Regions from separate parts of the Homo sapiens genome. Here regions 2 and 3 are each linked to region 1. Evidence: chromatin contacts called from ENCODE Hi-C or POLR2A ChIA-PET data. All regions are on one chromosome and are shown on one strand. The core of a region is the stretch at or near the end of the contact, and the rest is flanking DNA. Distances in the headings are between cores, read along the strand shown.

Region 1 (2,700 bases), core at 114-2,613:
AAAGAAATCCTTTTTAATACAAAATCTAGTAAAACCCCTTCCCAGTTAAGAGTCTCGGTAAACATATCACCTAATAGCGTCAAGTCCATTTTGCGAAGAGGCTGTGAAAGGAACTTTTGTATAATTTCTCTGGTGGTTTTCAATGTTCAGGTTTCTACCTCTACCTTTGCCAATGTACAGCTTTTCTATTAGATCCAATCCTGCAAAACGGAAGTGTTAGTTTCTAACTACATACAGCAACCTCAAGGAATAAAATGATTCTCCCTCTACTTCCCTCCTCCCTCATTAAGTCACCTTTTTTTTTTCTTCTGAACTTCCAACTCTTAACAGTTTCTGGACAAGCAGGGTGGACCGATGTGTGCTGCCACCCAAGAGGTAAGTGAACTCAGGATATACTTGTGGATCGGGCAAAACGGCTTCCTCTGTCAGCCCGAGCTCAGGCGGTTTTGTGGAGGGAGCTAGGGCAGGTGTGGGAGGAGGGAACAGAAATGGGGCGAGAAGCCCTTTCGACCTCTGTCGAAGGGGCCGCCCAACGCCCCAGCGCCCCCCTCGGCCCCAACCCCGCCATCCTGGCCCGACAATGGCCCTCAAGTGCAGCGGCAGTCCCAGACTGGAGAGAAGCCCTAAGAGTCCACACCATGCGGGCCTGGAAGGGCAGCCGGGGAGGAACGCTGAGGCCGCGAGAGCACCTCCGGCCTAAGCGCGGGCTGCGCGCCGGGGCCTCCACGGGCGCCATCACTGGGAGTGGGGTATGGAGGCCGCCCCGAGGGGCCAGCACCGGCAGCAAGATCCAAGGAGGCCGCGAGCCCGACGGAGACTACGGCGGGAAGTGCAGGCCGCAGCCTGCTCAGCTGGCCAGCAGCGCAGCCGACCTCCGGCCGCTTACCTTGTGGATTCTCTTCAGAGCCATGGTGGGAGGCGGGTGGCGGCGGCCCCCGGGGCGGGGACGGGGGCGGGGAAGGGACGGGGAAGGGGCTAGGGAGCCTGAGGCCGCCTCGGCGATCTCGGTCGGCAGGAGAAGATGGAGAGTTGAGGAAAGCGGGTCCGGCGGGACGGGCTGAGGGCCGGGGCCCACTCAGCTCCTGGGCCTGCCGCAGCGGTCACCGCATCACCCGGCGGCGGCCCCTTTATTCGCCGCCGCCCTAGCCGCCACCGCCGCCGCCGCCGTAGCTGCCTCTTCCTCCCAGGATCAGCGCCGCCTCCTAAACCGCCGCAGATCCCTCCGCCAGAAAGCAAAAGCCCAAGCCTCGGGCTCGGCCGGCCTCTCTTGGTCGGACAGCCGGAGGGATTGCCTGTCTTCCTCCCTGCTGCAGGTGGACCGAGGGACGCGCGGGCGGGCGGGCTGCGCCGCCGGGGTGGGGCCGTCGGAGCACGGGGTGGGCCCGACCGAGGGGCAGGTCGGGAGGCGCGGGGATTGGCGGGCCAGGGGAGGGAGGGCCGAGCCGCGCCGGCGGCGGAGGGATACGGGCCGCCCCTGTGAGTAAGCTACGCACCGCCGTCGCCGCCACGGCCCCGGAGGGCGTGACGCTGCGAAGCCCTGGGCGGAGATCTCGCGAGATCTAGAGCGCGAGTTCTGCAGGCTCCAGCGCCGCGACCGTTGACTTCATTGCTGATGGAAACCCACGCGCGTGTCACAAAAGATCAATAAATATTAAAAGGCGAATGTTGTCCAGATCTCACGACCGTCCCCGTACTAGTCCCGGGAGGAGGCACTTAGGCCCACTGCAGCGCTCCTGAAGGAGGAAGGGACTTGGCCAAGGTCACAGAGCTCTTCTGAAGTCCTGGGACTTAGCACATCTCTTTCCAGAGGCCGCGTGGCTACAGCTCGGGCACCTGCCACGAGGGAGATGTCTCATAGCCGCTCGGGTTGCAGTGAGATTGGCCTTCCGGACCAAGGCCCCAGATGGAGAGGATTTGAATGTTGTGTTCTCAGCCACTGGCATGTATGTGTGCCTTCGAGGTGTCCAGACTCTGCTCAGCTTAGTGAATTGCAAATTGTTACAAGCAAGCACTGTACCAGCTGCGTCAGAAAAAAAATCACAGTGTGTGCCCCAAATAGTTAAAACCAACGGCTGGGCGCGGTGACTCACCCCTGTAATCTCAGCACTTTGGGAGGCTGAGGCTGGCGCATCACCTGAGGTCAAGAGTTCGAGACCAGCCTGGCCAACATGGTGAAACCCCATCTCTACTAAAAATACAAAAATTAGGCCGGGCACGGTCACTCACGCCTGTAATCCCAGCACTTTGGGAGGCCAAGGCAGGCGGATCACGAGGTCAGGAATTCGAGACCAGCCTGGCCAACACAGTGAAACCCCTTCTGTACTAAATATACAAAAATTACCCGGGCATGGTGGCAGGCGCCTGTAGTCCCAGCTACTCGGGAGGCTGAGGCAGGAGAATCGCTTGAATCCGGGAGGCGGAGGTTGCCGTGAGCCGAGATCACGCCAGTTCACTCCAGCCTAGGCAACAGCAAGAATGCGTCTCAAAAAAAAAAAAAAAAAATAGCCGAGAGTGGTGGCAGGTTCCTGTAAACCCAGCTACTGGGGAGGCTGAGGCAGGAGAATCGCTGGAACCCAGGAGGCAGAGGTTGCAGTGAGCCGAGAGCACGCCATTGCACTCCAGCCTGGGCGACGAGCAAAACTCCATCTCCAAAAAAAAAAAAAAAACCAACCTCGTGCTCCAGATACCCATCAGGAGGGT
Region 2 (2,700 bases), core at 114-2,613, 810 kb after region 1:
CCCGTCTTTAAAAAAAATGTTTGTTCAAAAGTCCAGATTGGTAAATAATTAGGCAGAAACTATAGGTAACTCCTACACTCATTCTTCATTCTTCCTGTAAAACAAAATAACACATCCTAATTAATTCGATTTATAAATTCCGTTCCTTAAAGTAACACCCACCTGTCCAGTATTTAAAAATCACTGCTGACTAAACACAAATATTCGCTCCACAAAATGCCTATCCTGTCCCAACAATGATGTAAGCATTTCCTTCATCATAAATATAAAATGCCCCGAATTTAGTCGTAGACTTGACATATCTCGCTCTTTTCCAAATAATTGTAAATTCTGTACAAAACACACGCACCAAAAAAATGTCACCAAGATGCAAGAGGACGTAAGAGGGAGTCAACCTTGGAACTGGGCCAACCGCCGCCTGCATTACTGGGAAGCCACTGCTGCCAAGCAAAGGTCAGGCATTCATTCAGGCAACATTTTTTCCAACAAGTGCTTCACACTCGCACGCACACACACGCTCCTTTAAAAGTCAACAACAATTAAAAAAAAAAAAAAACCTCTCTAATGCCACTCCTGAAAACTAGGGCTGAAAGCTAAGTGCGTCCAACCGACAAGAAACCCAGGAAAGCTGAGTAATCCCCGAGTCCAAGTGGACGGTCACGCCAAAAGTCCACACGGGTGTGGCCCACCTACGGCGAAGCTGTATGGGAGAAGCCCGGGCTCCAGCCTCCCGGTTCGCCGAGCCCGCGTCCCCGCCGCCCCATCGGGAAGTCTCAGCGGCCGGGAAGGGGGAGGGGGCAGGAACGCCTCGGAGCCGGACGACAATCACTTCCCGGGAAAGCGGCTCCCAGACAAGCCGCCCCAGGGAAGGAAGGCGGCCGAGGGGCCCGGCGCGGGGCTGCCGCGCGCGCCGAGGCCGCGGTAACAAAGTTTGGAAACCGCGAGAAAACTTTTCCAAGAGGAAACGCGGCGGCGGCGCTGGGCCTATAGTTTCTCCTCCCCAGCCCAGGCGGCCCCCCGACTTCCCGAGCGCTGGGAAGCGCCGGCCGTGCCCGCCCGGGCCCCATACTCGGGCCCTGCGGGGGAAGGGACCGCCGGCCCGACGCGGGTCCCACGCCCGCCCGGGGCCCAATTCCCGGCGACGTCGCCAAAGAAACCGCGCCCCGCCCGCTCGCCCGCCCGCGGCTCGCGGGGCCCAGCTTGGGACGGCCCGGCCCAAGGACCCTCTCGGCCTGGCCCGAGAGACCGCGCCCGCGAGGAGGGAGGTACGAAGTTACCTGCGGCTAGCTGGGCGAGCGCTAAATTCCAGAGGCCCGAAGCAGACGGGCGCTGCTTTGTCTCCCTCCAGTCCGGCTAGGAGGAGGAAATGGGCCGCCCCACGCCCCCGCCCCCGGCCCGCCCCCCGCCCGCGGCCCCCGCCCCTGTCCCGGCCCCGCCCGCCCTTCCTGGCACCTCCCTCCGACTCGCTCTTCCCGGCGCCTCCCGCCGCCGCCCCGCCCGCTCCTCCCGGCCGTTCCGGCCTCCGCTTTTGGGGAAAGGGAAGGCCCCCACCGCGAAGAGAGTCTGGCAACGCCGGACCGGGACCCCCGAGGGACCTCTTCCTCCCCGCCGCCCACCTCAGAATTCCTTCCTCCCCGGCCCCTAGTGGGAGCTTAGGCCGGGAGTGACCCCTGAGAGGGAGGAGGAGCGGTGACTCCTGGAACAGCCCGCGGGCGGAGAGGGCTGCGCGAGGGCAGGTGAGTCACCGCTCCGCGCACAGGTGAGGCTCAGGGGCGGCCTCGCGCGGGCCCCCACCCCGGCGGAATCCCAGAGACGCGACCAGGGGTACTGGGCACGCTCCCCTCAAGAGTGTCACAGGTGTCCCGGAGTCACAGTCTTCTGGAAAAGTGATCTAGGCCAACTACCTGGCTTTACAGAAGGAGAAGCGGAGGCTAAGGAAAGGCCCCACAGCTTCGGGACACAGTGGAACTAGAATCTGACTCTCAGGACCTTTCATAATGTGAGGTGGAAGCGCCCCTAGAATTCACCTAACCCGTCCCCTCACTCCACAGATGGAAACACCCGAAGCCCTCTTGATCAAGGACTTTTTTTTTTTTTTAAGACGGGGTCTCCCTCTGTCGCCCAGGCTGGGGTGGAGTGTCGCGATCACGGCCCACTGCAGCCTCAAATCCCTGGACAACCGACCCTCCCACCTCAGCCTCCGGAGTAGCTGGAACTACAGACACAGAGTCTCACTATGTTGCCAGGCTGGTCTCAAACTCATGGGCTCAAGAAATCCTCCTCAGCCTCCCAAAGTGCTGGGATTACAGGCTAGAGCCACCTTGCGGGGAGGACATTTACAAACACAAAAGAGGCACCGCAGCAGCTGTCCCTTTTTGGGCTTGTTCCCGCCCCGCCCCCAGCACGTCCCCCCTCCCAGCTTGTCCCCCTCCTCCAACAAATTTGAGGGACCTGACTTCTATCTCTATTCCTCTGGTCATTTGGGGCATTTTATTCTTACCCTTTCTTATCTTCATAGTGAATACTCCAAAAACAAAAGAAAACAAAATTACAAAGCAAACAAACAACACAAAAAAACAAAAACTACTACATGCTCACTATCATCCTGGTATAGAAAACCCTAATGATGTTTCCCCTGCTCACGGGATGATGAATAAGATAGATTTCAGTATTGGCCTATAAACCTGAATAATGCAAGAC
Region 3 (2,707 bases), core at 93-2,592, 840 kb before region 1:
TTAAGCACACAGGTAAGACACACACAAGGCAGAAGGCAAATAAACGTATCCCTCAACTCTGAGGAGAGGCAAAGAAGAGAAACGATCTTTGCACCAGCTCTGTCTCTGTCTCTGTTTGTCTCTCTCAGTACCAAGGGCAGGGACTCTGGCAAGACCCCGCCCCCCACCCCCAACTCCAAAGCAGGGTGGGCGGGAGGCAGCCTGAGGAGTCCCTGTTCCCGCGCGAAGCTCAGAGACCAAAGGACTCCCTATTGTGGGTCTACGAATGGTGACGGGAACCTGTCCCGCTCGAGCTAAAGAGTAAGCCGAGGGCTCACTAGGCCCTCACCGCGGCCACCGCCGCCATGGAGCCGACCGCTGTCACAGAAGGGCTCCACCAGGGAAGCGGGAGGATGGCCCCGGCCCAGAGCCTACCCAAAGAGAATTCACGCCTCACAATGTGTGGGAGGCGAGGGTCCCGGAGCCTTACCTCGGACACTTCGTCCTCGTCACTGCCAGAGGCACCACCTCCACCCCCGGTCCTCAGCACGGCAGCCGCCAACTTGAAATCCAGCGCCGCGTCCCCTCCGCCCGTACCGCTGCCGCTGCCGCCGCCGCCGCTGCTGCCGACTCCCGACGCTGGCCCGGCCTCCCCAAAGAGCCTCACGGTGCGGATCCCCAGACCGACCCCTCCCGGCGGAGGCGGCTCCGAGGCCCCAGCTGGGGCGGATCGCGGAGCCACAGAGTCCAGGTCCTCCTCAAAGGAGGTGCCGCCGCCTCCGCTATCAGTCAGCATTGTTCGCACCCGGAGCCGGAGACGGTGCCGACCCACTCGCGGTCACCGCCGCCGCTGATCTCGGGAACGAGAAGAGCAGCAAGAGGAAGAAGCGTCTCCTTTCCCCCGTCCCAGCAGCGCCACTAACTTCTCACTGCCTAACCTGCTGCCTCCCGCCCCCTCGACTCGCCACTGGCTGCAATACCCTGGCGGCTGCAGATCATTGGCCAAAGTGACCCGTCGCTCAGGCTCTTCGTCACGCGCCGCTCGCTGGCTCGCAGCCGCCAAGCTGCGTTGACCCGCGCAGGCCTAGGCGGTTGCGAACACCCGCCTCCCACTCTTCACCAGCTGACTTCCGCTCTTTTCCTATGTCTATTGGCCAACCCGCCTGACTATCGCGTCACGACCTTAAAGTGGATTAGTTGGCCTTGTGGTCAGTCATAGTGACCCCGAACAATGGGAGAATTCATTGGCGCCATAAAGTGTCGGTCACTTTGTCGCGGGACGTCGCGTGGTACAATTGGCCTGTGGGAGTACCATTGATCCCGCCCTCATCTGAGGTGACGGGAAAGGGCCGGGAAATTTCCACTTCTGAATAAAATGACTGCTGAAGTGATGACCCGCAAGAATTGGTCAAATTTGGAGTAGACTTCACCCTGCGCTTGGTGAAACTTCTACGTCAAGGATGCAAGAGGCGCCGAAGTAACGCAGCTCCCACCTGTCGCTCTCCGCTGGGCGCCGAGACTATGGCCGGAGAATAGCTGCACCGGGATTGGAGAAAGGAAGCCATCAGTCTTAGGAAGGCTCCACCTTCCTGCCATTGCCTGGTTGGAGGAGCGTAGCGTCAGTCACTAGAGCAGTCACCACCTCTGGGACAGGTGAAGATGTGTAACCTATTTGCCGGGGGCTATTTGGGAGGGAATAGAGGACGGGGAGCGATGAGGGGACAGTCGAGGGGCAAGGCCGATCTCGCTTCGCGCCTCCCGCCTTTCTGAGTTGAGCCTAGCGCGCGGGTCTGAGGGACATCCGGGGAGCTGCTTGGGATGGCCGCCTTGGGGAGACTCGACCCGCCCGCCAGGACCCGGCCGCGCGCCGCAGTTCGGGCGCCTTCGGGCAGGATCGCCCAGCGGGGCCGCGTTCTCCTGCTTGCGGACGGCTGCGGGCCTGAGGGCTGGACAGCGCCATGCCTCAGTACCGGGAACTGTCCCACGTAGGAAGGTGGGAATGCCGCGAACGGCGTGCGGAATCCGACCTCAAGGTGGAACGGGGTGGTGAAGAGTGCATGCTCCGAGGCAGTTTCGAGTTCTGGTGCTGCCACTTACTTGCTGCCTGACTTCGGCGCGTTTGCTGTTTCATTTTTGTGACTTTCAACTCGCTCCTCTGTGAAATGGGAGTAATATTAGTACCTTCCTCATTGGGTTGTTGTTATGAATAAATTAGATGATAATATAGCGCTTAGCAAAGTCCCAAACTTACAGGAAAGACTCATTTTTGCTAGTTATTGTCTCCTCTTCCTTCAGGAACTCTCTGCTCGCCCCTGGGTCCTGCCAGCCCAACTAATTCTAGTTCTAATCAGATCTGTGTGGTGCAAAACAAGGCTAGCTGTGGTGGTCTTCCCTCCTCTAAGGAGATCTCTTCCTCCCTATATGCATCTCTCTATCTCTGTCTTTATCTTGTCAGTAAAGAGGGGGGTTAAAAATATTCAGATTCTATAGCGGGCGCCGTGGCTCACGCCTGTAATCCCAACACTATGGGATGTTGAGGCGGGCGGATCATTTGAACCCAGTAGTTCGAGCCCAGCCTAGGCAACATGGTGAAATCCCGTCTTTACCAAAAATACAAAAATTGGGCTCGGCGCGGTGACTCACGCCTGTTAATCCCAGCACTTTGGGAGGCCTAGGTGGGCGGATCATTTGAGGTTAGGAGTTCTAGACCAGCCTGGCCAACATGGCG

The links. A loop is a pair of places that touch in the nucleus more often than their neighbours do. ChIA-PET counts read pairs that join two places held with the same protein, here RNA polymerase II (POLR2A). Pooled maps may share reads with other maps.
Region 2: a loop to region 1 is called in a map of prostate gland, with 4 times the contacts of the local background. The contact joins the promoter of CTNNA1 here to the promoter of UBE2D2 in region 1. A Hi-C loop is called at or near these places in 1 of 168 maps with a recorded cell type or tissue (prostate gland) and 4 of 50 pooled maps. POLR2A ChIA-PET finds 5 or more read pairs at or near these places in 4 of 52 experiments (BJ, WTC11 and activated T-cell).
Region 3: a loop to region 1 is called in a map of naive thymus-derived CD4-positive, alpha-beta T cell, with 20 times the contacts of the local background. The contact joins the promoter of ANKHD1-DT here to the promoter of UBE2D2 in region 1. A Hi-C loop is called at or near these places in 2 of 168 maps with a recorded cell type or tissue (both naive thymus-derived CD4-positive, alpha-beta T cell), 1 of 37 single-sample maps with no recorded cell type and 9 of 50 pooled maps. POLR2A ChIA-PET finds 5 or more read pairs at or near these places in 1 of 52 experiments (activated CD4-positive, alpha-beta T cell).

What each region holds. Positions count from the first base shown.
Region 1 is chr5:139,560,002-139,562,701 of GRCh38, reverse strand. UBE2D2 (ubiquitin conjugating enzyme E2 D2) reads right to left here and starts at 1,363. Exons shown (of 7, transcript NM_003339.3): 1 at 887-1,363. The coding sequence starts at 910. RefSeq lists enhancers at 198-317, 408-457, 1,618-1,787 and a silencer at 928-1,587.
Region 2 is chr5:138,752,088-138,754,787 of GRCh38, reverse strand. It overlaps CTNNA1 (catenin alpha 1), which reads right to left and starts at 1,363. Exons shown (of 18, transcript NM_001903.5): 1 at 1,278-1,363. CTNNA1-AS1 (CTNNA1 antisense RNA 1) reads left to right here and starts at 864. Exons shown (of 2, transcript NR_134244.1): 1 at 864-1,265. RefSeq lists enhancers at 196-762, 763-1,330 and a silencer at 1,034-1,473.
Region 3 is chr5:140,400,036-140,402,742 of GRCh38, reverse strand. It overlaps ANKHD1-DT (ANKHD1 divergent transcript), which reads left to right and starts at 1,342. Exons shown (of 2, transcript NR_186045.1): 1 at 1,342-1,632. It overlaps ANKHD1-EIF4EBP3 (ANKHD1-EIF4EBP3 readthrough), which reads right to left and starts at 910. Exons shown (of 36, transcript NM_020690.6): 1 at 470-910. The coding sequence starts at 775. ANKHD1 (ankyrin repeat and KH domain containing 1) reads right to left here and starts at 910. Exons shown (of 34, transcript NM_017747.3): 1 at 470-910. The coding sequence starts at 775. RefSeq lists enhancers at 707-1,596, 1,787-1,836, 1,927-2,076, 2,167-2,316.